4 separate regions of the Mus musculus genome follow, and regions 1, 2 and 3 are each linked to region 4. The links are chromatin contacts, found by POLR2A ChIA-PET in ENCODE. All regions are on one chromosome and are shown on one strand. The core of a region is the stretch at or near the end of the contact, and the rest is flanking DNA. Distances in the headings are between cores, read along the strand shown. Region 1 holds the start of Tmem106a (transmembrane protein 106A). Region 2 holds the start of Ramp2 (receptor (calcitonin) activity modifying protein 2). Region 3 holds the start of Rdm1 (RAD52 motif 1). Region 4 holds the start of Rpl27 (ribosomal protein L27).

The links. ChIA-PET counts read pairs that join two places held with the same protein, here RNA polymerase II (POLR2A).
Region 1: POLR2A ChIA-PET joins it to region 4 with 15 read pairs in embryonic stem cell. The contact joins the promoter of Tmem106a here to the promoter of Rpl27 in region 4. POLR2A ChIA-PET finds 5 or more read pairs at or near these places in 4 of 5 experiments (Patski and embryonic stem cell).
Region 2: POLR2A ChIA-PET joins it to region 4 with 10 read pairs in embryonic stem cell. The contact joins the promoter of Ramp2 here to the promoter of Rpl27 in region 4. POLR2A ChIA-PET finds 5 or more read pairs at or near these places in 3 of 5 experiments (Patski and embryonic stem cell).
Region 3: POLR2A ChIA-PET joins it to region 4 with 17 read pairs in embryonic stem cell. The contact joins the promoter of Rdm1 here to the promoter of Rpl27 in region 4. POLR2A ChIA-PET finds 5 or more read pairs at or near these places in 4 of 5 experiments (Patski and embryonic stem cell).

The regions. Positions count from the first base shown.
Region 1 is chr11:101,578,083-101,585,185 of GRCm38, forward strand. Tmem106a (transmembrane protein 106A) reads left to right here and starts at 4,160. Exons shown (of 9, transcript NM_144830.3): 1 at 4,160-4,243; 2 at 4,543-4,622; 3 at 5,476-5,702; 4 at 6,364-6,427. The coding sequence starts at 5,495. Nbr1 (NBR1, autophagy cargo receptor) reads left to right here. Exons shown (of 24, transcript NM_008676.3): 24 at 2,503-3,869. The coding sequence ends at 2,676.
Region 2 is chr11:101,244,136-101,250,412 of GRCm38, forward strand. Ramp2 (receptor (calcitonin) activity modifying protein 2) reads left to right here and starts at 2,199. Exons shown (of 4, transcript NM_019444.2): 1 at 2,199-2,437; 2 at 2,920-3,009; 3 at 3,451-3,553; 4 at 3,676-4,115. The coding sequence starts at 2,317. The coding sequence ends at 3,931.
Region 3 is chr11:101,622,427-101,629,546 of GRCm38, forward strand. It overlaps Rdm1 (RAD52 motif 1), which reads left to right and starts at 5,523. Exons shown (of 7, transcript NM_025654.2): 1 at 5,523-5,638; 2 at 5,847-6,026. The coding sequence starts at 5,543. It overlaps LOC115487916 (a small nuclear RNA gene), which reads left to right and starts at 4,940; the gene lies at 4,940-5,130.
Region 4 is chr11:101,437,039-101,444,169 of GRCm38, forward strand. Rpl27 (ribosomal protein L27) reads left to right here and starts at 5,207. Exons shown (of 5, transcript NM_011289.3): 1 at 5,207-5,418; 2 at 5,685-5,767; 3 at 6,463-6,632. The coding sequence starts at 5,687.

The DNA.
Region 1 (7,103 bases), core at 2,910-5,409, 140 kb after region 4:
AGTGCAAATGGCAGTCCTTCTGTCTGGATTGGCAATTAACATGGCAAGGACTATGTGTAGACAGTCTCTTTAATGAACACACAGCCTGCCCGCCATTTCCTATCATTTTAATTAATTAAGCTACTCTGGGAAAAACAGGAAAAGAACCTAAGATTTGTTGAAGACTGCATGTACAAAGTTGCTGTTCTACAACAACGTAGTGGACATACTACGGGATAATAAGACACACATTCCTGTCAAACAACTGTAGGGAATTGGCAAAGTATATACATTTCCAGGACAGGATAGGACACTGTGCTAGTGCATCTCCACCTACTGGGACTGAGGCTCTTGGGAGTTAGTATCTGAAGCACAAAGCAAGTGTACCCCAGAAAAGTAATGCTGGATATGATAGCGCTCACCTATATTCCCAGCTACTCAGGAAGCAGAAAAATTGCAAGTTCAAGGCCAGCCTGGGCTACATAGTAAAACCTTTTTTCAAAATAAAATTTGAGAATATAAAACCATAAAAAGGTACAAATGTAGTTTAGTAACAGTAGAACTCTTGCTTAGCACCCTAGGTTCAGTTACAGGTCTTGTCTTCTCCTTTGGAGATAGAGTAGTGTAGCTGGAAGAGTTGTGAGTGAGCGGATGATGGATTGATCTGAAGAGGAGAAAAGACCAACTCTAAGTGCGGGGGTTTTATTCTAAGACATAGAAGGGGAGGGTTGTTGTGTTGTTATGGGTTTGTTTGTTTGCTTTTGGAACAGAGTCTCTACATATCTCTGGCTGTCACTGTAGAGCAGGCTAGCCTTAAACTTACAAATTCATCTGCTTCTGAGAGCTGGGACTAAAGGCTCTACACCTCCATTAACAGGAAAGAGATAGGCGCGTGAGGACCTGCCGGTGATTTAAGTGATTAGCAAAGGAGTGCAAGGATAAAGCTCAGGCTTTAGCCTAGGTACTCAGTATCACGCATCTCAGTGAATAAAGGTGCTTGCTGCCAAGCCGTGACACCCGGAGTTCCGATCCCGGGAAGGAGAGAACTGACTCTCACAAGTTGTCCTCTGGCATTCACATGAGCACCCCACACACAAACATACAGTAAAATGCATAATAAACTGGGCGTGGCGGCGCAAGCCTTTAATCCCAGCACTTGGGAGGCAGAGGCAGGTGGATTTCTGAGTTTGAGGCCAGCCTGGTCTACAGAGTGAGTTCCAGGACAGCCAGGGCTACACAGAGAAACCCTGTCTCAAAACTAAAAAAAAAAAAAAAAGCATAATAAATACACCCCCAAGTAAAACAAGTTTATTACTTGCCAGTTTTCTTAATGTTGAATTTACAACTTATCCAGGTTAAAAGTAAAGTCATGCAGCATGCAGTTGGCTGTGTACACCTCCATTACAGAGGATGGATTTGACCTGAGGCTGAAGTTTGAGAGTCATTTACATACAGGTTCTAGCAGGAGCTGTGTGATTGGATAAGATTATCCAGGAAAAATAAAAGGCAGAAGCAGCCTTTTAAGTATCAAAGCAACAGGATTCTACTAAAACAGAACTTAGAAGAAACAGGGCCACTGCTGCAACTTGGGGAGGTTTATAAGGGATCAGTAGACAGTGCTAAATGCTGCAGAGAGCTGTGACCTAATGGTGAGGAATTTGACAATTCAAGTATGCCTTGCTAGCTACGTGGGGGAAGGAAGGTAAATATTAGTCTACATGTCTACACTAGGCAGAAGGTGGTGTTTATAAAAGAGACTTAAGGTTGGCAAGCCTAGCAGTGAAACATGTTATCAGTACAAATGAGAGGAAAGATTTCTGAGGTAGTAATGGTAAAGAGAAAAAAATGTGCCAGACGTGATGGTACCATCCTTTAATCTCAGCACTTGGGAGGCAGATAGATCTCTGTGAGTTGGGGGGGGGGGGGGGGTTGTTCCTGTAAACGGGTGTTAGCTTCCTCTTAATGAGATCACTTCTGTTTTGAGAGTAAAAAGTCAAAAAGACTGCCCAAAATATAATTTCACAAGTCTACGCCCATCTTACTTGCTATCTGGTGAGGTTCTGTCTCAAGCCATCCTCAGGAAGTCTCTCTTGCTCATATTTGCTCATTACCACTATTTTATGTTAAAGTCTTCGAGGCTTCTCGTCATCTTGCTCTTCAATTATTACTTGGCTGAAGAATGGGTGGTTTTGTTTGTTTGGGGTTTTGGATACAAGGGCTCATTCTGTAGCCAAACCTATGTTCTTCCTCCAAGCAGGAATCGCAGGTGTGAGCCACTGTGCCTGAGCGCGCTGCTTTCAGAAAGTCCTCTGAAGCATCCTCTGTCACCCTCTCCTTCAGTTACGCACACACATAGTCAGCAGCACTGTCAACCCCATTGACTTGTTAGGGAAACAGGAAAGTTGTGCCCTTGCATCTGATCACCCAACACTTTGAATAAGGAGGAAACACTAGGATGACAGTGTAATACAGATTTGCAAAGAAGCAAATTATATAGAAAAATGTCTCCTTGTCTCTGCACAGCCCATCGTTTCTGAAGATCAGACCACAGCCCTGATGGCCCATCTCTTTGAAATGGGATTCTGCGACAGGCAGCTGAACCTAAGGCTGCTGAGAAAACACAATTACAATATCCTGCAGGTTGTGACAGAGCTCCTTCAAGTGAATAACAACGACTGGTACAGCCACCGCTATTGAGGACTGACCTTGTATTAAATAACTGCCTGCCGCTCAGAGGTGGTCTCTCTGCTGTCATTGAGTGTGGGTGGAAGCCCTTGCTTGCTTTTTAATCTGATGAATCTATGTCTCTGAATTGTCAAAACAGTACCTGTTACAGTATTTTTTGGAGCAAATCAAAGGCCAGAACTTAAATTTTCACTGTAGAAATGGGATGAATGGTAGGAAGACAGTTTTCAACTCAGCTGGACAGAACTCTCGCCGCTGTAGTCCGTGGAAGCGAGTAACTTGGACTTCCTTAGATCGCTTTTCCTTCTGCTTGTATTGAAATTGAGTATTTTCCTTTGGTTCATGTGGATGTTTTTAATGGGCTGTTAAATATTAGTTTGGTTTTTGTTTTTTAAAGATTAACCTTGAATGTTTCCAAGAATTATTCACCTAGTTTCTATAACCAATCGCAAGCCTCATAGCTACATAAAGACAGCAGATCAAGAAAGTCATGTTCCTCAAAGACTTAGAAATGAGGAACACTTTGCTTTCAGAAGGCCTAGCAGGAACCTGGAAGGACAGGAGGCATTCGGGTTAACCCACAGCACCCACTGAGCAGTGTCTGTCAAAGTAATTTTGCATAAATTTTATTTAAGGAGAATCCTGGGTAGTGTGAAATATTTTGCTAATCCTATGGGGGGGGCACCTGTTACAGAAAGGGAAAGTTAGTAGTCGTCCTTTTACTGACTGTCACAGTGGATTGGAAGGACAAGCATGTGCAAATACTCATCTCAGTAAGGTCGGGTGTGGGTGAAAGGACACAGAACTGCTGCTGACTTTCCGAATGTGTGGAATCCCCTTGTGAGGTATCCAGCCCTAGAAAGCCGAGAACAGGAAGTAATGCTTTGGGGCTAACCCACAGAAAGGTTAGTTTACCATTAGAATAGATGGGAAGAAGGCTCTGTCAAGAGTTCTAGGTCTCATTTAGTTTATAAAGGGAAGCTTTGGGTCCAGATGGTGAAAGAAAAGGCAACACAACACTAAAGATTTTATTCATGTTTGAGAAAAGGTATCTGAACTCCAGCTCAAAGGGGATAGTTAAAATAGTATTATTTAACTTAGTTGGTATTTATAATAAATGGCGATCTTAATTACTCATAATATGTTTATTTACAATCTAACTCTTGAATGCTTCTAAATAAACCACAATTCAAACTGCAAGCCAACCAAGCTGTTTATTGTTTAAAATGTTTTCCTGGGGTTTGGGGTAGAGGCAGAGCCCCATGATGTGAGAAATTGGGTATATTTGGAGGGACCTGTCCATCTAGGTCCAGTTTTTCGTTCCGTTGTACTTGCACGTAGCAACTTAAAAGAATTGTGAATACGTGTTATTTGAAACTCGTACCTGAACTAGTTTGGTCCTGGCGATAGCAACATTTGTCCTGTGAGACTCGCAGAGCCGGAAGTGTCTTCCAGTGGCCTCTCAGGAGGAGAGGGCGGGGCGGGAGCGAGGGGCGGGGCCGAGCCCGGCTTGGACTCCGAGCTTGTGTTAAATGTGCAGCTCCCGCAGTTTCGATTTTGCTGAGGGCGTTGTCACCTGGTAAGGCGTCCCTGGGACCCCATCTCTTTACCCTTTTCAAAGCAAGAATTCAGAGACGTTTGGGCTTACTCAGCGCCCAACACGTTGTTGCCCAAATTTGACTAACGGCCAGTGAGGTGGGATTTAAAATCCTTCCTCGATGAAATCCTACCTTTTCCTTCCTTGCCTACCATAGCAGAATCCCCTAGTAGAGAGGACTTGACCCTCCCGGTAGACAAGAGTCCCTGCTCCCCACTTTCAACACATTGACTCTCTCTGGTCTCCGCTGAATTGAGCTGTTCAACTCCACCCTACCCTAGAGGCCCTTCTCCCCAAAGGAGCATTCCAGAAAACCCAATCTTGGAGCTGAGCAGAGCCTGGAATCCCAGACCTAAACCAGGTGAGTAAGGGTCTTTATTTTAGCCCAGGAAGATGTGAGTATCCTAAGGAGTTACTGCGTCATTCAAGCCACTACTCAGGGATTGGGGGCAAAGTTCAGATTTGGCCTTGACCTTGCCTTAGGAAGAACAGACTCCGAAGTCTCAGAAAGCAATGAATGGATCAAGGCTCCCTCCCAGTCCAGTTTCACAGGGTTTCTTAGCCACAGCTCTTTTTTTTTTTTTTTTTTTTTTTTTGGTTTTTTCGAGACAGGGTTTCTCTGTATAGCCCTGGCTGTCCTGGAACTCACTCTGTAGACCAAGCTGGCCTCGAACTCAGAAATCCGCCTGCCTCTGCCTCCCGAGTGCTGGAATCAAAGGCGTGCGCAACTCTGACCCCTTAAGCCCTGCTTTTCCAGCCAAACTCCCGAATAGAAAGAAGCCTGCCTTCTACACTCCCAATCAGATTTCAGGCCTATCTGCTCTGGGATTTCTACAGAGTAATCACTTGATTAGAAAAGACAAAAGGACCCTTCCATAATAGGAAGCTGTGCTTCCCGCTCCTAGTCCTACCCAGCTTCCCTGTCTTTAAAATAAAGGACAGCTCAGCTTTTCCTGGTTTAAAAAAAAAAATTCTACATTCACTTGCAGAAATCCCTTAAAGTGAAATAACTTCTGCTTTTCTTTGATTTCCTCTGAATTGAACTCTTACTTAAAAAAAAAAAAAAAAGAGTTCCAAGGCACCTCCCAAACTGTTCTTCCCTAAGCAAAAGCTTCTTAGATAATGGTAGGGCTTCTTGGCAATCTTAAAAACTTAAAACCTCACATCAGTGCTAACAGGTTAATAGCTCTGAACCTTGTTTTATTTCTCATTAGTGAAAAATTCCGCTGGACTATGGGTAAGGCAGTCTCCCAGCTCACCTCTCGGAAGGATGAGGACAAGCCTATCCTACCTGATAACCCAGCCATGGCCAGCCAGGCTGCCAACTACTTCAGCACTGGTAGCAGCAAGCCAGCACACTCCTGTATGCCTTATGAAAAGGCTGCTAGTTCCAGCTTTGTGACTTGTCCTACCTGCCAAGGCAATGGGGAGATCCCCCAAGGTGAGTAGCCCAAGGCTCTGGAAATACTCTAGAAACCAGGGAGCGATCCGGATCTGCCCCTCCACATCTCCTGGAGTAGGTAGACCTCTCCTACGTATGCAGTCTCAGGCTGGCCAAGAAGGACCCAGGTCCTGCTGTGGTTCTATTCCCCAGCTCCTAGAGGAAAGTTTCGTGTCTGTCTGTTCCTCAAGCCAGTGTCTTGGGATTTGGGAAGTTAAAAATGACCTTTTCAAGCCAAGCGTGGTGGCGCACACCTTTAATCCCAGCACTCGGGAGGCAGGGGCAGGCGGATTTCTGAGTTCAAGGCCAGCCTGGTCTACAAAATGAGTTCCAGGACAGCCAGGGCTATACAGAGAAACCCTGTCTCGGAAAAAAAAAAGGACCTCTCCAAAGGAACAGGGCCACCTCTGACTTTGTAGTGACTCAGTGTGTCTCATACCTGGTTATGGAAGTCCCATTCCTCTCCGAGCTGAAAGCTGGGCTGTCAACTTCAATTTTGACAGTGCTCCCAATCCTGCCATGGGACAGAGGCATCGTGCTCCTGGCACTGCAAGATGGAGTGGAGGGGCGCTTGAGGGAGGCTGGCACAGGAAATGTTTGTCATGGGCACTCCTTGGCATTCTCTCTCTCTTTCTCTCTCTCTCTCTCTCTCCCTCTGCAGAGCAAGAGAAGCAGCTGGTTGCTCTCATCCCTTATGGAGACCAAAGGCTGAAGCCCAGACGCACGTGAGCTTCATACATCCCTTAGGGGCTGCCTTACCTGTCTCCCCTCTTTAGATCTCCCGGTTTGTTTGGTTTTTTTCCATTGGTTTTCATCTAGAAGCCCGAGTCTTACTGTGCTCAAACTTACACTACATTCGTGTTTCCAAGGATTGTTTGTTTAAGAATGATAGTAATAGTATTAGCGGCTGGGATTGTAGCTCACTGATAGTGTGTTTGCTTAGCCAACATGCACGAGGCCCTGGGTTTGATCTTTAGCAATAAAAAGCCAATGCCATAGTTTTGCTAATTAACTTTGTTTCATAATGTAGGTGACATATGTTAAAATATCATGCCCCGTAAATATGTACACTTATATGTCATTCAAAATATAACATAATATAAGGCAGCATGGATCATAGCTAAGGGATAGCTAAGGCCATTTCATGGCTGTACAAGTCCTTCCAAGAGAGAATAAATCGCCCTGGTTGCCGCTACTTTTGCTATTGCAGTTTATGTTTCTTTCTACGAGAGATTGAAAACAAGCTGCTCAGATCTCTGTTCTGGACCACTTTGGAACCTCAGAAGCAGCCCTGGGCTTCAGTGTGGTGCCCATGATCCTTTATGTGGTCAGCATCCATTTACCATGGATCCCCGTAACCTCCTCCAAAGACCCTCAGCTTCTACCTGAGAGCTGTTGCCC
Region 2 (6,277 bases), core at 949-3,448, 200 kb before region 4:
GTCCGCCTCCATGTTTGGTGGTTTTACCCACTAGACAAGCTATCCCATTTAAAACCACATTTACTTTTGTCACCTTTAACCTTGACCCTGATGGCACCCAACACACACCAGGCTCTGGAACTTCTGGTCTCATGCATTGGAAATGTCTTCTATTTGCTTTCTGCTTCTCCTTTCTCACCTCTCAACCTTTCTTTCTTTCCTCCTGTCTCCCCCTCAATCTCATGGCCCAGACACTTCCTCCTTGGCCAAGTTTCCTTCTTGAAAAGGGCAGGCCCCGGGCTGGGAAGGAACTCAGTGGATGGAGAGCTTGCCTAGCATGCTTGGGGCCCTGGATTTTATTCTGCACAGCATCAACTGGGCGTGTCTGTGAACTCTTGTCATCCCAACACTCAGAAAATGGATCAGGTAGATAGGAATTCAAGGTCTTCCTTGGCTCTGTTGAGGCAAGTTGGAGCTTTAGGAGATATTGATGCGGAAGGAAGGAAGGAAGGAAGGAAGGAAGGAAGGAAGGAAGGAAGGAAGGAAGGCAAGCAAGCCCAGGGAGTTAGTGGTTAAGAGCATTTTCTGCTCTTGTACAGGAGGAAGTTCAGTTCCCAGCATTCATATCAGGTGGCTCACACTCCCCTGCAACTTCAGCTCCAAAGGACCCCCGTACTCTACTCTGGCTTCTTCAGGCACCTGCACACACACATACATATATGTGCACCCACACAAGGTGACATACATTAAAAAGTATTTAAAATGTAAAGAGTAAAAGGGCAATTCTCTGAAGAATTCTTCCATTCTTGGTCCCCAGTTTGAAGTGGCTCTGAGGCTACCTGGTTCTCTGCACCTCTGATCCTTACCAACAGAACTTTGAGGTGTTCAAAGGGCTACCCCTACCCCTTATAGCTGCCTATAATTAATTCCAGCTGCCTGTGGCCAGCTGGAAGTCTTGCAATGCTTTTTTTTTTTTTTTTTTTTTTTTTAAGGGAGGACCATAAAAGATAACTTTGGTGGACAGGAATCAGTAAACTGGGACAACAGCAACAGCTGAGTTCAAGGGTCAATGTCTGGGAGTAATTGGGAAAGTTTTGCGCTGACAGCTGTGTGCCTGGAGTTGAAAAGTGCGGCCAAACAAGCCCCTGGGCTAATTCAGGCTAATGGCTGGCTGGCCCAATATACAGCAACAGCTGAGTTGTGATAGCTGGCAGGGTCCCTGGGGGCCCAGACTGAGCCTTTGGGGCTTCCCAGTAAAACGTGACCTTAGCCAAGTCACTCAGGAAAGGAAAAAAAGAAAACCGGCTTCTCTTTCCACAAAGGAGATTCCTCCAGAGCAGGAGGAGAGCAAGGTCCTAATAGTGCATGAGAAAACAACGGACAACCGTATAAGACTCCAAGGCTGTAGAGCTGGGGAAGGTAGATTTGGGAACAGAACTTTTCAGTTCAAGTCCTGGGGTCTCTCCTTGAGCTTTAGCTGCCTCCTCCTCTATAAAATAGGTGATGGTGATAATATGCTTGCTTGCCTTGGGGCTGAGGTTCCAGGAGCAGCAGCAGCAGCAACAGCAACCACCACAGCAACAACTCACCTCAAACACTAAGAAGCACATTGGAAGTTCTAGTATCTCCCTTCGCTCTAGCAACCTGGGTAGCCATTTTCCTGGAAATGTAGTCAACTTACTTTTTGCACTCCAATATCAGGTTTGTGGGTAAAGGTCTCAGAATTTACATTGAAGGGGGTTTATTTAGACTTTAACTCCTCCCTACCCTGCTTCTCAGACCTTCTTCCTTTCTCAGTAGAGCCAGGCCCCTCTCCTCTCCGGATTTTGGCAGACATCAGTGGGTGTTCCCTGGGAAAAGAAAGTGGGGCGGGCGCAGCTCTTGACGCCGCTTCCCCCAAACTCCCCTGCCTCAGATACCCAGGCATCGGAGGCCTTTGGAGCTCCCAACTGCCTCCTTCTTCCCCAGGTCTGGGACGGCAGCTGGTCCCCACCCCTCCGGTGCGAGAAGGAGTGAACGACTGGAATCCTTCGGCTGATGCTGGGAGACTTGAGCTAGTCCAGGGAGGGAAGTGGATCGCAGTTCACGGGGTACAGGGGGAGCTGTCCAGCCCCGCAGCCCGAGCTGGAAGCGAGAGTGGGCCAGGGCGCTCCGGGCCGAGCGAGGCGCGGGTGCGGCAGTGACTCCCCCTGCAGCCCGCCCCCCACGTGGCCGCCGCCGTGCCAGCCCCTCCGAGGAAGCGGCGCAGCTTCCTGCGGCTCGGGCCGGGGATATAGGCGCCCCCGCCCGGGCCAGCTCAGCTCCGCTGCCCCTCCTCGCCATCTCACCCAAGGCGTGATGGCCCCGCTCCGGGTAGAGCGCGCCCCGGGTGGATCTCGGCTTGGTGTGACCCGCGCCCAGCGGCCGACAGCGTTGTGCCTCCCTCCGCTGTTGCTGCTGCTGCTGCTGCTGCTGGGCGGTGAGCACCGTGTCGGGCCCGGGTGGGAGATGTGGGAGGTCCGGGAGGGGAAGGGGCCTGGGACATCGAGGCCAGCACGGGACCACCCTGCGAGTACCAATCGACGTGCGGAGCACCTCTGAACTGCAGATGGGTCCTGAATACATCTCTGGGTTGGCGCAGGCCGGCTACTTCCCACTTAATGCTGCTTCCTACTTAAAAGCTGGGGTGCCTGCCCAGACCGGACGGAGAGGTCTTAGGAGGTTCAGGACTGATAAAGAGGGAGGGGGCTTTGGACCAGGATGTGATTGGGACGCAGCTGGTACCAGCCGCTCCCTTCCCTCAATAGGATAATCCCATGGGGGAGGTGGGGAGATTATTCCTCTTTATGTTCCAAAGCAGTGCTGACTTCCCAGGGCCTTGGTCACTACCCGTAAACAGGCACCACTATTCAGACCTCTCCCCACCACTATTCAGGCCTTTCCTTTCATTTCTTTATACAGCTGTCTCAGCCTCTCCGGAGTCCCTGAACCAATCTCTTCCGGAGTCCCAGAATCAATCTCATCCCACTGAGGACAGCCTTGTGTCAAAAGGTGAGTGCCTAAGTCTGTGGGAGAGTGACCTAGAGGGAAGGATAAACCCAACACGGGAGGAATCCTTTCACAAGACAACCTGAGGACCAACTGATGCCCTCTAACCTCTCTGGTGTCTCTTGGGGTTCCTATGGTCTTTCTCCCTACCACACAGGCCAGTGTCTTGCCCCAGTTGGGTAAGAAGGGCAAGACTGGGTGTGTGTGGATATGCTTTCAGGGCTAGGAAAGGAAATTCTATGCACATGATTGCCATTACAGGATCCCTGAGGCACTGAGTCCTGAGAGAGAATGCTCCTCTTAGTCACGAGTGTCCTGCTAGGGAACTTTTCAAAGGGGATTCCCTTCTCTGAAGGCAGAGGACTGTACTTTGGAAATACCTGGATCGGAAGGCTTGGAGGGAAGGTCAGGGGTGTGGTCTTTGTGAAGCCTATGTCCCCACAGGGAAGATGGAAGACTACGAAACACATGTCCTACCTTGCTGGTATGAGTACAAGAGTTGCATGGACTCTGTCAAGGACTGGTGCAACTGGACTTTGATTAGCAGGTAGGGGCAGTGTTGAAGGATGGATGGCTCAGGCCAGGAGTTGGACCTGTTCCTTGTGGGCGGGAACATCCTTCTCCCTGTGCCCATCCATTCCCTCACTCAAACCCCCTACTGCTTCCCAGGCATTACAGCGACCTGCAGAACTGCTTGGAATACAATGCAGACAAGTTTGGGCTGGGCTTCCCAAATCCCTTGGCAGAAAACATCATCCTTGAGGCTCACCTGATACACTTTGCGAACTGCTCCCTGGTGCAGCCCACCTTCTCTGATCCCCCAGAGGATGTGCTCCTGGCCATGATCATAGCCCCCATCTGCCTCATCCCGTTCCTTGTTACTCTTGTGGTGTGGAGGAGTAAAGACAGCGATGCCCAGGCCTAGGGTCCATTTCTCAGCAGCCATTTTTCCCCCCTTTTCCCTGCTGGAACCAGGAATGGCGCTCCTCCCCTCCCTACCCACTTACTCTCATCCTTCCCACAGACCTGTGGATTGGTGGAAATGGCAGCAAAGGGGACTCACGACACAATGTTTGTAGTCTTTAAAATAAAGTTATGTTTTTGTACAATATTGCCTTCCTAGTGGGGTCAGTATGGATGATAGTCCTACAGGGCATCATTACTGGGCAACAGAGCTTGAAGAATCTAGATGGCCCTGCTGTTCAGTTCAGTTCAGTTCACCTGCCCTCCGCCTCCACTTGAAGGCCATGTTCCTATACTTTTTCCTCCCAGGGAGGGGCCTTTCCTGCAGCTATCCAAACCCAGCTCCAGGAAATGAGCAGGAAGAGACTCCCTTCCGGCCTGGACAGCAGCTGGGGGCCTGTAGTTGGGAAGGTGTGGGAGGAGGGGCAAGAAAGCTCTACAGTAACTCCTGCAAGGAAGAAAGGCTACCCGGGAGCCCAGTGTTGGCCTTTCTTCGTGCCTCGGTTTACTCTAGAGCTAGAAAGAAGAAATATGATTACCAACAGGAATTAATCCGTACGAATCTCAGGCTTGAGGCTGAAGGCAATGGGGCTGGCGGGTGGGGGGTGGGGGGAGATTCCTTTACAGGATTCTACTGTTCCCCCTCTAGTAGGTTCCTGGCCTTTATCCCACATTGTCTAAGAGATCCATCATGGCCACACACTGCCCCCTGGTGTCCGCTAAGATCAACAACAAGACAACGTATAAAATCTAAAAGAAGTAGCCGGGAGTGGTGGCGCACGCCTTTAATCCCAGCACTTGGGAGGCAGAGGCAGGCGGATTTCTGAGTTTGAGGCCAGCCTGGTCTACAGAGTGAGTTCCAGGACACAGAGAAACCCTGTCTCAAAACAAACAAACAAACAAACAAAAAACTAGAAGAAGCACCAGGCTGAGAAACACGGGGTGGGGTGGGGTGGGGTGGGGTGCGTGTGTGTGTGTGTGTGTGTGTGTTCATAAATGTTATCTCTGTCACAACCTAGTTCTTAGACAGGCCCTTCTGTACGCTTCTTGAGAAATATGGATACAATATTCTATTAACACATCTACGTCTCTGCCCATTTCTGTGTATGAACAGGGTTTCCCAGACAGGGAAGATCAGTTTCCCTCACGGGGGATCTCTCCTACCCAATCCTTCCTGGGTTACACTTGCCGGGTCCCCCCAAATACAGGCAAAGCAACTTTGCTTTCTGTGAAAATACCTAATTATCTTTTGCAAGCACTCTTAGCCTCTTTAGAGGCTCCTGTTCTCCCTGCTGAAATATCTGTTTCCCAAAATGTCTATCTCCTGACACATGCCTATCTGTTTTGTAGATATATGCCTGAGTTGCTTGGGACCTTCCTATTTGTTGTCAAAGATATACTCCTCTCAGGCCACATCTGTCACCGAAGGACTTTGGTTTTGATTGTTTTTAAAGGATTTATTAATTAATTTATTTAATGCATATGATTACACTGTAGCTGTCTTCAGACACAGCAGATCCCATGACAGATGGTTGTGAGCCACCATGTGGTTGCTGGGAATTGAACTCAGGACCTCTGGAAGAGCAGTCGGTCGGTGCTCTTAACCACTGAGCCATCTCACCAGCCCTGATTTTTCTTTCTTTCTTTCTTTCTTTCTTTCTTTCTTTCTTTCTTTCTTTCTTTCTTTTTTTTTTTTTTCTTTTTTTTTTTTTTGAGACAAGGTTTCTCTGTGTAGCTCTGGCTGTCCTGGAACTCAGAGATCTCCCTGTGTCTGCCTCACAAAGGCTGGGATTACATGCATGTGCCACCACCAACCAGTAACCTAAGGATGGATGGATATATATATATATATATATTTGATTTGGTTTTTGTTGTTGTTGTTGTTGTTGTTGTTGTTTTTTGAGACAGGGTTTCTCTGTATAGCCCTGGCTGTCCTGGAACTCACTTTGTAGACCAGGCTGGCCTCAAACTCAGAAATCTGCCTGCCTCTGTCTCCCAAGTGCTGGGATTAAAGGCGTGCGCCACCACGCCCGGCCTATATATTTGAAACATGGTTTCTCCAGCTGTCGCAGAACTCACTCTATCGACCAGGCTGGCCTCAAATTCAGAGATCCATCTGTGTCTGCCTCCCAGTGCTGGGATTAAAAATGAACGCTACCACTGCTCAGCAACGTTAACATATTTTAAATTTTCAGCTGAGATAACTATTTGCTCTATTTCCATGAATGTATATGTGTCCTTATTCGTTTTATTAATATGCCCCAGGGACCTGCTGGTGTAAAAGACGGTGTACAGCAGGGTGTTGGGA
Region 3 (7,120 bases), core at 4,273-6,772, 190 kb after region 4:
AAGCCTACAGCCTTGCTTCCCTCTGTCATCCTCATAGGACCTGCCACAAGCCCACATCCAAACCCATTCCTGACACAGTCTCACCAAGGACCTGGTCGTCTTTGGCTACACATTAAAGAGTTGTAAGAAGCTTCTCAGCAGGGCACAGTGGCCCATTGGTGTAATTCCAGGTTATTTGAAAGCTGAGGTCAGAGGATCCGTTTCAAGGCTTGGGCAACTTAGCAAGGCCCCGTCTCTAAATAGAAAGAAATGCCAGAATAGGAAGAAAGCTCAACGGTAGAGTACTTGCCTAGAATGTCCGAGGCCTTGGCTTCAATCCCTACTGCAACTAACAGGGAAAAAAATGTCTCCACTTCGGTAGACAGTTCTTAGTCTGGCACGGTGGCTATCTGACACCTGTCTCTAGCTTGTGACTCCCAAGCCTATCTCAGAACAGGGCACACACCTCTCTGCAAAAGCGGCACTCTCCAACTCAACATACGATGAAGGCCTTGTCCTTTGACATCGACCGTGTCCTTTGGTAGCTTTAGCCTTTTCTATCTTCCTTCTATCTTAGAACCCTCAGCACCCATATTGGCAAGCTCGAGCAACTCTGCTCACTTGAATCTGGTTACCTCTTACCCACTACACTGCTACCCCTCGGATCCAAGCCTGGTCACCCTTCCTAGGAGAATGGTATCAGTCACTGCCACATACGCCTGCCACCCTGTGGGGCTGTCTGAGTATTCCAGTGAGGTCTTGCCTGGCCAACTAATCTCCCATCCTCTTCATCTTTCCCATCTCCCTTTCTTGACCAAGCCCACTCAATCAGTCAACAGGTTCTCCAGCTCCGGAGTAAGGATTAAAAAGAAAAAAAGACAGACAACATGATAGCATGACCCCAGTCAATTTTGAGACTGAAGGCAAATTTAATTTTCCCAGTCAGCTTTTTAATACCATTTTAATTACATGCAAGTATTTAGGGCAAGCAGTACAATAAGTAACTAAAAGGACAATAGTCAAGGAACAAGCAAGACAATAAACACAAAGCCCCATGATCACCCTGGTGATAGCTGTTTCTAAGGATGATCAAGATATCTGAGCCTACTTCTCTGTTCTACCATAAAACCAGATTCTTTACTTCCTTGTCCTTGGCCCAAGTCAGGTCCCTCCCTGAACTTACTTTGTCATGCTCCAATGTCAGATTCCTGCCAAGTGGCACCCCAAAAAGGCTGTCCACACTTTTTCCAGGGAGGCTGGCCCATTTAGGTCCTGGATCTAGTGCCCAGATCACAACCCCTTTTAGGTTTCTTGGTTGTAAATATAGTTCGGCACTTACAAGAGTGGTGTAAGTTTCCATGATTCACCAAAGACACCCCAAACTCAAACAGTATGTCAATGCAAAGAGTGTTTTATTCTGCAGAAGTCCTGAAAGAACCTAATGGGGAAGCCCCCACTCAACTCCCGATTCGGCATGCACCCAAGAATCACGAACAGACCGTCTTGATGTAAATACACAAGGTAATTTAATGGCGGAGCTCCAGGTTGAAACGTATCTCACTCAGGAGACAGTGGATTCGACCATGAGGCTTGAAAGCTAGGGGTTTTTATAGAAAAGGGGCTGGGGCTGAGGGAGGAATTGGCGTGGTTTCACGTGATTGGTCCATTTAAACATCAGCAGACTGTACATGCAGATAACATTTAACTTAGGTCAGAAGGGCGGGAGATAGTGAGGCACCGGGCCAGTCCAGACATGTCATTATCTTTATGGCCAAGCAGCCTCAGGAATGTCTTAATGATGGGCCTGCCCGGGCATGTCCTGGCCAGTTCTGTTATGTTCTCAGCCCCAGGTTTCAAAGCTCACAAACAACTCTTTGGGCTATTTGACATAAATTACATGAATCACAGGTCTCAAGTTTTATTTTCTTTCAGTCCAGCATGCTGGGGTCTCCCTATTATCAAAATAAGACAACCAAGTGAGCTCTCAAGTCAGATTTTAAAGCACATTAGGGAATTAGAGGATAGGCAACCTTTATTTTAGTCCATCTCCAGGGACATTCCATTACTCGGTGTGGGGGTGGGGGACTAGAAACTGTTACGGGGATGTAGGCAGCCGACGCCTAAAAGATGGCGCCGGTTTCCGGTACACCGTGGCCATAAACAACCTTACTGTGCCGGTGCTAGTCACCACTTTGTGCCAACCCCTCCCGAGCAGGTGCATGCTAATGAAGTGTCGACAGGCTGACCAATCCCAGGAGGACACATAGCCCTCCCCAGTGTTGGGGTGTATATAAGCAATCCTCCCTGGGTGTCCGGGGTCCCCGTAGCAGCATCGAGACATTCCTGCAATAAAGGCTGTTGAGAAGAATCCGACCATGTTGTGTCTTCCTTGCCGGACCAGGTAGGCACGACACTGGGATCTGTAGTAGGAGGCCAGCCATTGGCCTACATGAACCGAGTATTTCTGGAAGGCAGGCTGGGTCTGAAAGAGACTTAGACTGCAAGAAAAAATAAGGAAGCCAAGACAAATATTTCTCTGATCAAGGCCCGCAAGTTTATTAAGAGAGTGTGCTTATAAGGGAGACGGCCCATCCCCCCCGCCAGCCTGTTCTTGGTGCCTAGAGCCAGCCCATAGGTGATCTACAGGGTGTGTCTCTGGACTGTCTCAAGGACCTTTCAGCAGGAAGCAGAGTCTTGGAGAAGAGCAAATAGAGCCATCAAGGTCAGAAGGCTCTACCCTAGGTAATCTCCTTCTTAGTGGCAGCAAGCTCAAAGTCTGGATCAGCCTGCTTCAAGGCTGAGGGAGGCTACAACTGGGGAGATCTGAAAACTTGCTGACCCATTGTCCTTGCTTCAGGCCAGGTGGCAGGGCAGCTTCTAATGGCAGGATAGTTTCTAAGTGGCTGCCTGAAGCCTGAGGTTTTCTCTAGTAACTAACTTACCTGGACCTGCCCAGTTCTTAGGCCTAGTTTCCTAGACTGCCAATCTGAAGCCTGTCATGGAGTCAGCCTGTCTCATAAGTAGTGTATGACACTGTCTGGGGGAGGCATGAACAAAGCCCTCTTTCATCCCAGAAAAAGCATTGACAATACATTAAAGAAATGATTTCCCCTAGTCTAACTTGGTGAACAGGTGAGTTTATTGGGGTTATGTACAGGAGCAAGGTAGTTACTTATAACAGCATGATGTACGGCCAGAAAGTCCAGCTTCATGATACCTGCACTCCTGGAGCTCTCTGAAAGAACTCACAGGCAGCTGGGCTAACTGGGAGAGTCTCCTCTGCTGAGTAATGGTTACTGCTGCTCACACAAGGTTGAAGGAAGGGCTTTGGTTTTTTTGTTTGTTTGTTTTTTTGTTTTTTGTGGGTTTTTTTTTTTTTTTTGGTTTTTTGAGACCGGGTTTCTCTGTATAGCCCTGGCTGTCCTGGAACTCACTCTGTAGACCAGGCTGGCCTTGAACTCAGAAATCCGCCTGCCTCTGCCTCCCAAGTGCTGGGATTAAAGGCATGTGCCACCACGCCCGGCTTTGTTTGTTTTTTGTTTTTCTTTTTTACAGGGTTTCTCTGTGTAGCCCTGGCTGTCCTGGAACTCACTTTGTAGACCAGGCTGGCCTCGAACTCAGAAATCTGCCTGCCTCTGCTTGCTGGGATTAAAGGCATGCGGGACCACGCCCGGCGGGGGTTGGGGGGAGGGCATTATGACTCCTGAAGGTTCCTGAAGCTTTTACTTCCTGAGCTTTGTTTGTTTGTTTGTTTGGTTTTTCGAGACAGGGTTTCTCTGTGTAGCCCTGGCTGTCCTGGCACTCACGTTGTAGACCAGGCTGGCCTCGAACTCAGAAATCTGCCTGCCTCTGCCTCCCAAGTGCTGGGATTAAAGGCGTGTGCCACCACGCCCGGCTTCTTCCTGAGCTTTGTAAATTTTATTCACTTCTTGTGCCTTTTAGATTTTTTTCTTACATTTACTTATGTATGAATGTCCACACACACACACACACACACATACGTCATGTAAATATGTATGCCACAGGTGTTCCTGCTGGCTCCTCTAGAACGAAGGTTAAAGATAACTGTGAGCCACCATCGGGTGTTGGGAATCGAACCTGGATCTTCTTCCAATCTATAGAACGTGATGACCCTGCCTCAAAACAGAATAGCGATATATTTTTAGATAATGTATGATATGAAATTTAATATGATTAGGGAGTTCCTGGCTGACCCATGCCAAAGTGCCCCCTTGAGAAATGACGCCAAGCAACAGATCTGGTGGGGAGTTATTTGGGGGAAGAGAGGGGAGGGAGGGCTTGGAGAAGGGGTTGAGGTAGATGAACAGATAGGCAGACAGAGGGGAACAGAGTCACGAGGGCAGAGAAAGCAGGGGACAGAGAAGGAGAGAATGGGGGCTGGGGCCAGAGACCGCAAGGAACACGTGGGAACAGAGAGAGCTGGAGTGGTGAAGCAGTCGTTATCACCACACCTGAAGAAGCACCATAAGCTGGTTGCTTGATCCTAGGGAGGAGCCTAGCGGAATCGCCTGTAAACTAATAAATTAAGCAGAAAATCGAAAGGCCCCTTTTCCTCAAGGACCTTTTGTTGTGGGTGTGGTCTGAAAGACTGCGAAGAAGAACCTGGTTGTATCGCAGGGAAAGGTCAATACGTCCCCTCTGCGCCCCGGTTGCGCTCTACAGCGCAGAAGCGGAAAAAGCAGTCCAGGTTCGAGCTTTCGGCGCGCTTGGGCGGGGCATGCAAATAACTGCTCTGTGGAACTCTGGGAGCAAAAACAAAAAACTGCAACCAAAACTTCTCGGCCTCCTTGAATCTTACAGGCTTTTCGTGGCGTAAAGGTGGTGTACTCAATGAAGAGGAGAGTCTGTGTTGGCTGCATGTTTGAGTCGGTTGGTTGGTGACTGTGAATTAAAGGTGTGGTCGGTGTTGAGTGTATGGGGCGTGTGGGCGTAGTTCGGTATCGCTTCTCGGCCTTTTGGCTAAGATCAAGTGTAGTATCTGTTCTTATCAGTTTAATATCTGATACGTCCTCTATCCGAGGACAATATATTAAATGGATTTTTGGAAGTAGGAGTTGGAATAGGAGCTTGCTCCGTCCACTCCACGCATCGACCTGGTATTGCAGTACCTCCAGGAACGGTGCACCCCCTCTGGGGAGTAAAGTTGGTTTTAAAGTCAGAGCATGGTGATTGTAGGGCAGTCCAGCTTTTTAAATATGTCTGTGTTTTCTTCTTCTTAACTTTCGTTAGTTTGTATCCTGATTGGGTTGTGTACACGATAACTGAGTTCTCGTTTGCGCCAGAGCTGGAGAGATGGCTTAGTGGTTAAGAGTACCGACTGCTTTTCCAAAGGCCCTGTGTTCAGGTCCCAGCAACCACATAAATAAATAAATCTTAGGAAAAAAAAAAAGAAAAAAGAGTGTAGCACTGGAGCTAATGTGGGGTGGAAACATTTTAAATATGTGCTTTGTGGGAAGTTTTAAGGAAATCGTTAAGCTCCGCCCTTTACTTGTGAGGGTTTAAATTTCGCGGTAGTAGCTTGCGCAGGCGCACTGGCTTTACCATGGCGGAGTTGATCTCTTTCGTAGTTCCCACCCAGAGCGACAAAGTTTTGTTGGTGTGGGATCTGAGCACTGGGCCCCCAGCCGAAGCCTTAAGTGTGAGGGGCTGCGCGGAGAGGGCAGGGGAAGGGAGTGGGGGGACAGGAGGCGTGGGCCCCGCGTGGGCGCAGAGGAACGGGGAGCCAGCGAGGGCTTGTCTCCTCCTTAGATGAAGCCCCAGTGAAGGGAGTGCTTCCAGCGGAGAAGGGCGGGATCTGGGCTTGAAGTGAGGTAGGGGGTCAGCACTCACTGGTGGGCCTCCCACAGCATTCTCTGTTCACAGTGTTCTCTCAGTTTGGCCTTCTGTATTCAGTCCGAGTCTTCCCGAACGCTGCAGTGGCTCGTCCTGGTTTCTACGCCATCATCAAGTTTTACTCCTCGCGGGACGCACAGAGAGCCCAGAAGGCTTGCGATGGGAAACCCCTTTTTCAGACATCACCAGTGAAGGTGTGTGCAAATGCAGGCTTCAGGATAACGTTCCGAGTTCTGCAGTGAGTAGCTAGAGACTCTGTGGTGCCCTGATTCACCCGGTGCTTCCAGATGCGTTTTCACTGATCCTCTGGCCTCAGGTATCCTAGGTGATGGTTAGGTGATAAAAGGTTCATCATGAGAGTAATTGTGGTCAAACCCAAGAGTTCCAATGAAAATCCCATGTCGTATGTTACATTTACATTTATTATTTACATTATTTATAAACATTTTCTATTTTATTTGGACTTAAAATGTGTTTGACCAACTGCCAGTTTTAATATAATGGATGCTTTATTGTCATCACTGTAAAATAGAACTTCCTTCAGGTTCCAGAGGTGGGGAAAGCATCCTTTAGTACATTGTAGCCTTCATTCCATATTAACATAGAACCCGTTCCCCCAGAGCCTCAGCACATCTCACCATGTTTCTCAATTCCACCACCTGTCCTTTCAATTTCTGATTGGCCACTTTTGATGTATCAACCTGCTGCTGACCCAGCTTCTTATTCTTATCCATATTGCTTTTTTTTTTTTTTTTTAAGATTTATTTATTATATGTAAGTACACTGTAGCTGTCTTCAGACACTCCAGAAGAGGGCGTCAGATCTTGTTACAGATGGTTGTGAGCCACCATGTGGTTGCTGGGATTTGAACTCTGGACCTTCGGAAGAGCAGTCGGGTGCTCTTACCCACTGAGCCATCTCACCAGCCCCCATATTGCTTTTCTTTTCTTCTCCCTTGAACCTTGATTAAATCTGAGAACTGCAGTTAGTAGTGACCCCAAGTGAATTTTCTCTACGTCCATACATGATGCAAGACCTTTTTCTATCTTAGATCACCCACTTCCAGGTCCTGAGGTGATTTGCTTGCCAGTCATTCTTTAAGGAATTTGATTGGTATGTTTCTAACCTATGGCCACATCTCAGCCATTTAGATACTGTATGTGGAACTGGGAAGATTACAAAGTGGTGAGTCTCCCGTGCTCTTGAAACAGATCATTTAATAAACTTTAGGTTCTGATAGAGTGATGAAGGATATGTTAACAATCACAGATTACAGGGCTAGAGAGAT
Region 4 (7,131 bases), core at 3,957-6,456:
ACTCATGTAGCCAAGGATGACCTTGAACTCCTCTGATCCTCCTTTTACAGCCTCCTGCTGGGATTATAGTCATGGGCCACCACTCTAGACACAGGTCCTTTTGTTGAGCTACATAATAGCGTGTCAAAGAAATCTCCTTTACCATTCATTTTGGCTCTCTGTAGTGCTTCACACTTGGTGTTCCCCGATGCAGTCAGCCGGTGTGACACTTGTCAGGAGGCCGCCTTCAGGAGATGTCAGTATGCACCTGCAGGCTCACACTGAGCACCATGGAAGCCATGATGGATAGGGAACTTGATGTGCAGACAAACATCAAGCCAGGCAGGTAGAAGAGGCCGAACATCGTAGTCAGCTACTCCCTGATAAAAGAGTCCATTTCAAAACTGGTGGACAGGGAGTCATCACAGTGCTTAAGAGCATTGACCGCTCTTCCAGAGATTCCTGGGATCAATTCCCAGCACCCACATAGTGGCTGCCAAGCATCTGCAGAATCAGGGAATCTGGTGCTCTTTTCTGACCTGCATGCAGGCATGAATGAGATACATAGGCAAACATTTAGGTAAAACACCACATACGTTAAAAAAAGTTTATCCTATAGGTGGAACAACAATATGAACTAACCAGTACCACCCCCACCCTCCCACCCCCCGGAGCTCGTGTCTCTAGCTGCATATGTATCAGAAGATGGCCTAGTCAGCCATCAGTGGAAAGAGAGGCCCCTTGGTCGTGCAAACTTTATATGCCTCAGTACAAGGGAACACCAGGACCAAGAAGTGGGAGTGGGTGGGTGGGGGAGCGTGTGGGGGAGTTTTGGAATAGCATTAGAAATGTAAATGAAATAAATACCCAATTAAAAAAAAAAGGAAAAAAAAAGAAATGAATAGTGTTAAAAAAAAAACAGGAGAATTATATAAGAAATAAGGACCTCAGATTTATTGTAATAAGAAAGTTTAAATTATTTTATTATCTATATCAGAAAGCTTAAATTATTTTGTATAATTAAAAATTTTTGTTTAATCGTTCCAATTTTCAAAAGTTACCTCCATTGTAACTTTTAAACTGTTCAGCCTTTATTCCAAAGCAAGTTATTCACACCCACACTGGGTTTCTATGCACCTTAGTTTTAAACCCAGTGTCTGAAAACATCTGCTTTGTTCCAGTTCAGTCAGCTATTTGAAAAATGAGACCAGGGCTGGTGAGATGGCTCAGTGGGTAAGAGCACCCGACTGCTCTTCCAAAGGTCGGAAGTTCAAATCCCAGCAACCACATGGTGGCTCACAACCATCTGTAACAAGATCTGACTCCCTCTTCTGGAGTGTCTGAGGACAGCTACAATGTACTTACATATAATAAATTAATTAATTAATTAAAAACAAAACAAAACAAAATTGTACTATTAAAAAAAAAAAAGAAAAAAGAAAAATGAGACCAAGTGTCTGTGACCTTTGACTTAAAAAAACAAACTTACGGTGAGAGTAAACGTGTTTATGCCCAGTAATCACAAAGTGTCTAGAGAAACTGGATTAAGTGGCACATATAATGAGTTTATGTTTAATTTGTGAAAATCATACCGTAAAATGCATAAAGGCAAACCCTTCTAAAGTGGATTTTATGAATAGGTAGGTAAATCTGTAACCACTCTTTTCATTACAGAACTTAAGAAATCCTAAAGAAAATAAACAATGGAAAATTTCATGCTAGAAGAATAAAAGAAAATATTTTCGCCAGGCGTGGTGGCGCATGCCTTTAATCCCAGCACTCGGGAGGCAGAGGCAGGTGGATTTTTGAGTTTGAGGCCAGCCTGGTCGTGAGTTCCAGGACAGCCAGGGCTATACAGAGAAACCCTGTCTCAAAAAATAAAAAAAAAAAAAAAAAAAAAAAGAAAGAAAATATTTTCAAGAGTTCTAAGGTTATTTCTATATAAAATATACTAATCTCATTAGTAAATGAGGTCTTCATATGATTTATTCTAAAGATGGATTTTATTTATTTCTTTTTAAAATGTATATTGTTCATATTTAAGATATATAATGGAGTGTTATAAAAATACATATATAGTGGGATAGCTGCTACTGTGAAAAAATTAAAAGGGGCTGGTGAGATGGCTCAGTGGGTAAGAGCACCCGACTGCTCTTCCAAAGGTCGGAAGTTCAAATCCCAGCAACCACATGGTGGCTCACAACCATCCGTAACGAGATCTGACTCCCTCTTCTGGTGTGTCTGAAGACAGCTACAGTGTATTTACATATAATAAATAAATAAATCTTAAAAAAAAAAATGAACAGAACAACCATCTCACATAGCTGGACAATTGCTGTCCCACACACCTATGGCTAGAGTACCTGCCAAGATTCAGCAAAAATCTTCATATGAGACACTAGTATCACCAAGTGATGGGCTATCATCCTTATAGTCACTCATTCTACATAAGAGAGGTTTTTATGGAGGGTACATACAAATTCCACTGTCAGGTAAACCTAGCCAAACTACAAATATTTGACTTTTGGCAATCCATAAATCTCTATGCTATTTTATTCTCTGTAAAATTGGGAAATTCACTCACATATGTAAAGCAATTAATACACACACACATAGAGAGAAACTACATCATATATAATGTATCTGAAACTTTCATGTATATCAACATATGTGTAAAATGAATGTTGATCTCTATAAAATGTAGGCAGCCTAAACAGTCCAAAGTCCAATAACAGGTGTCCCTTCCTTATATCTAATATTTTACATTTTTCTACATACTTAATTTTTTCTTTAACAATCAACATTTAGCTAATTCATACTGACTTCACAATTAAAAGTAAGTTCCAATAAAATGAAAAAAAAGAGTTTAAAAATGTTTTTAAAAACTGGTAGGTAGGGGGGCTGGTGAGATGGCTCAGTGGGTAAGAGCACCCGACTGCTCTTCCGAAGGTCCAGGGTTCAAATCCCAGCAACCACATGGTGGCTCACAACCATCCGTAACAAGATCTGACTCCCTCTTCTGGTGTGTCTGAAGACAGCTACAGTGTACTTACATATAATAATAAATAAATCTTTAAAAAAAAAATTAAAAAAAAAACTGGTAGGTAGGAGAGAGCAGGTGAAATGTATTCTAGAATTGGTAGGTGAGGGAGCCTGGTCTATTCATCACCTTGGGAAATGCTACCTCCTGCTTCAGAAAATATTTTAATTGGAGCCAGGGATGGTGACCCAAGACTGGAGTCACAGATAGAAGAGGCTGAGTCAAGAGGATTGCTGAGTTCAAGTGCAGCTTGGGGTAGACAGTTTAAAAAAAAATATAAAACCATTTTTAGCCAAGGAGTGGTGGCGCACGCCTTTAATCCCAGCACTTGTGGGGCAGAGGCAGGAGGATTTCTAAATTCAAGGCCAGCCTGGTCTACAGAATGAGTTCAAGGACAGCCAGGGCTAGACAGAGAAACCCTGTTTCAACCCCCCCCCCAAAATATTTATTGGATACAGAAATGCAAGTATAATCCAGATGTGGTTCCAGGACTCACGAGGCTGAGGCAGGAGGATCACTGAAAGCTGGATTCCAGCCTAGGCTATAATGTGACTTCCAAGCCAGCTTTAGCTACAGAGTAAGACTTTGTCTCAGAAATTAGTGCCAGCAAAGTGGCTTAGAAGTGGAGAGCACTACTGCTCTTCCAGAGAAGCCCAGTTCTCTTCCTAGTACCCACATCAAATGGTTCACCACAGCCTGTAACTCCAGCTCCAGGAGATCCAATGTCTGTGGCCTATGTGGGCATCATATTCTCACACATACCCACATATCAACATACACATAACTGAAAATAAGTCCTTTAAAATGAACTGAAAAGGGGGCTGGTGAGATGGCTCAGTGGGTAAGAGCACCCGACTGCTCTTCCGAAGGTCCAGAGTTCAAATCCCAGCAACCACATGGTGGCTCACAACCATCTGTAACAAGATCTGACTCCCTCTTCTGGTGTGTCTGAAGACAGCTACAGTGTACTTACATAAAATAATAAATAAATCTTTAAAAAAAAAAAAAATGAACTGAAAAATATTGAAGTAATAATAAATAGGGGCTGGAGAGATGATGGTACTTAGAGCAGTTTCTGCTCTTGCAGAAGATCTGCAGAGAACCCAGGCTCAATTCCCAGCACCCACACAGTGACTCACAATCATCTGTAAAACCAGTTCCAGGGCATCCAACATTTTCCTCTGACCTCCTTGGAGAATAGACACTCATCTTGGTGCATATACATACATGCAGGCAAAAAAGCAAAATACTCATACAAAAAAATAAAAATAAATCTATCGAGGCCAGCCTGGTCTACAGAGTGAGTTCCAGGACAGCCAGGGCTACACAAAGAAACCCTGTCTCAAAAAAAAAACCAAACCAAACAAAACAAAACAAAATCTAAATCTCAACATATATGTGTGTATATATATATATATATATATATATATATATATATATACAAATATATAATATATATTTTAATTTAAAAATATATTTTAAAAGCTAGGAGTACCACATGCTTATTGTAGTCAATATCTGACATCATCGGGTTGAATGTTGGAGATAAGGATACTGTCTGATCTTTTCCATTTTTCATTTTTCATCTAACTGTGCGCGAGGAGGTCATTTTGTTTCTTTTTTTTTTTTTTTTTTTTTTTTTGGTTTTTCGAGACAGGGTTTCTCTTTATAGCCCTGGCTGTCCTGGAACTCACTTTGTAGACCTGGCTGGCCTCGAACTCAGAAATCCGCCTGCCTCTGCCTCCCAAGTGCTGGGATTAAAGGCGTGCGCCACCACGCCCGGCTGTCATTTTGTTTCTTATGGATAATAATTTTAAATTATTTAAATTAAAATAAATTGTAATTTATTTACCTATGGAAGACAGAGTCTATGTAACCTACGTTGGACTAGAACTGGAACTCTTGTCTCAGCCCCTCAAACGATGGGATTACAGGTTTATGCAGCACACACACACACAAACACACCCCCGCCCACCACTGACACACACACACACACCCACACCCCCCCACACACACACCCCCGCAAAGCCCGGTCTTACAAAGCAAAACTGTGAATTTCAGACTCTGTCCTCCTCCTAGTGGCAGAGTAGGGGACTACAGCAATGAAGGGGACAGAACAGAGCTCACATTCAGGTGTCATCCTCGCTCCTCCCTCCACACGCCGGAACCGGAACGCTCTGTTCCTGTCTGCTGCTCGTGCTGCTAATAAAGCTTGGTTCAAAAACGCAGTGCCCGACCCTCCCTGACGAGCTCCTTCCGCCAACAACTTTGACCACCAACCGTGGGGCATGGCTGGGCCTGGGAGGCGGGACAGGAAGTGAAGCCACCTCTCCGTAAGGTGAAAGGTTAGCGGAAGTGCCCTCCTTTCCTTTCTGCTGGGTGCCGGCTGCCTGCTGTCGGTGAGTAAAGGCCTGGAGAGGGTCTTGCAATCCGCCGCCATCGCGGTCCCGGGGTCGGGTTGCTGGGCTCATTCGGACTCTGAGCCTCTGGCGGCTTCACGGGGAGTCGCATCCCTCGAGCAGGACCTCCGGGCCGCGTGGCGGAGTCGGCAGCGGGTGATCTAAAGTCGCGGGCCTACGACCGGGGCTCGCAGGTAGACGTCGGCTCCGGGGCCTTCCGCTTTACACACTTGTGAGCGGCTCCTTCCTTGTCTTTGTCTCTGCAGAGATGGGCAAGTTCATGAAACCCGGGAAAGTGGTGCTGGTCCTGGCCGGACGCTACTCCGGACGCAAAGCCGTCATCGTGAAGGTACCAGACCCCCGGGGCTCTTGAGACTGCTTGCATGTGCGGATTTCGGCTGCTGGATAAGATGAGCCGGATGGGAATTTAAGATCTGTCCTAACAATAGGCACTGGCGAATGCATAATGGGTAGTAATGGTGGCCACTGTGTATTGTACATATTACAGCTGTGGTGTATAGTTCTTGCAGTAACTTAATTTCCGGCACTAAGGTTTCGAGGTGTTAAGTTACTTAAGGTCAAAGTAATGGGTGCTGCAGGCAGCTGAGAGGATGTAGGATGGGAGACACTACTTACACTTAGAGAGCATCCCCTGGGTGTGTTTGAGCGTTTTGCTACTTGCCTCTTACCAGTTTTATAAACCCTTGTGGTCCTAGCCACAAGACCACTGGCCTCTCCAGCTTCCTGCTCCTGTCATTTAGCTAGAACCGGTTAGTTAGGCTGCCCGCTTTGCAGTCTGGGCTTTAACCTTAACTAGCTTCATGGGGGAAGGTGTTAGGGGTCACTTTGAGTGTTAGCCTTGATGGACTTCTAAATCTCCTTGTGACAGGAGTCAACACTGGCTAACTCAGAGTTACTGTCCTGTTGACTCTTAGCATTAAAGGAGTAATCTAGAGATGTGGAGGGTGTATTCAGTAAACATAGTTTTACTAAGATGGGGCCGAAGCAGTAACGTGACTTTTCTTTTTCCCTTTTCTCGTCTAGAACATTGACGATGGCACCTCGGACCGCCCTTACAGCCATGCCCTGGTGGCTGGAATTGACCGCTATCCCCGGAAAGTGACAGCTGCCATGGGCAAGAAGAAGATCGCCAAGCGATCCAAGATCAAGTCCTTTGTGAAAGTTTATAACTACAACCACCTCATGCCCACAAGGTGAGCCTTCCAGAAATGGAATTGCAAGTTCACATCCTCCTCTGAGGAAGAGGCAGCCTTGTGGTTGCTGTGGAACAAGAAAGGGCCATCATATTCCCTTGCTCTTTCCTCTCCCGCCCCTGGGATCGTCTTCCCTCCATCTTGAGAATGCTAAGCTTGTATAACTGTAACCCAGCAGATACAAGACCCTGGGTTTGACCACAGCGCTGTTAGGGGAGGGGAGTAGACTTGATAGAGTCTGTAGTTCATTAATCTTTCTGCATCCGTTTTTGTTTGTCTTTTAGCACAAGGCTATCCTCACATTCGGAATCCTGTGTTCTGGGTTTCAGGTGTGAGCATCCTGTCTCAGGTCCCTTTCGTTTTCTGTTCTCCAGCTTGCCCTTATTAAGTGCAGGTTGCTGGATTTGTCTTCTAGGGTACGCAGGACAGGGTCTGGTCTGCCTTCCCTCACCTTTGTACGAGATGGTTTTCTTTGGGCTGTGAGACAGCTTAGGGCCTG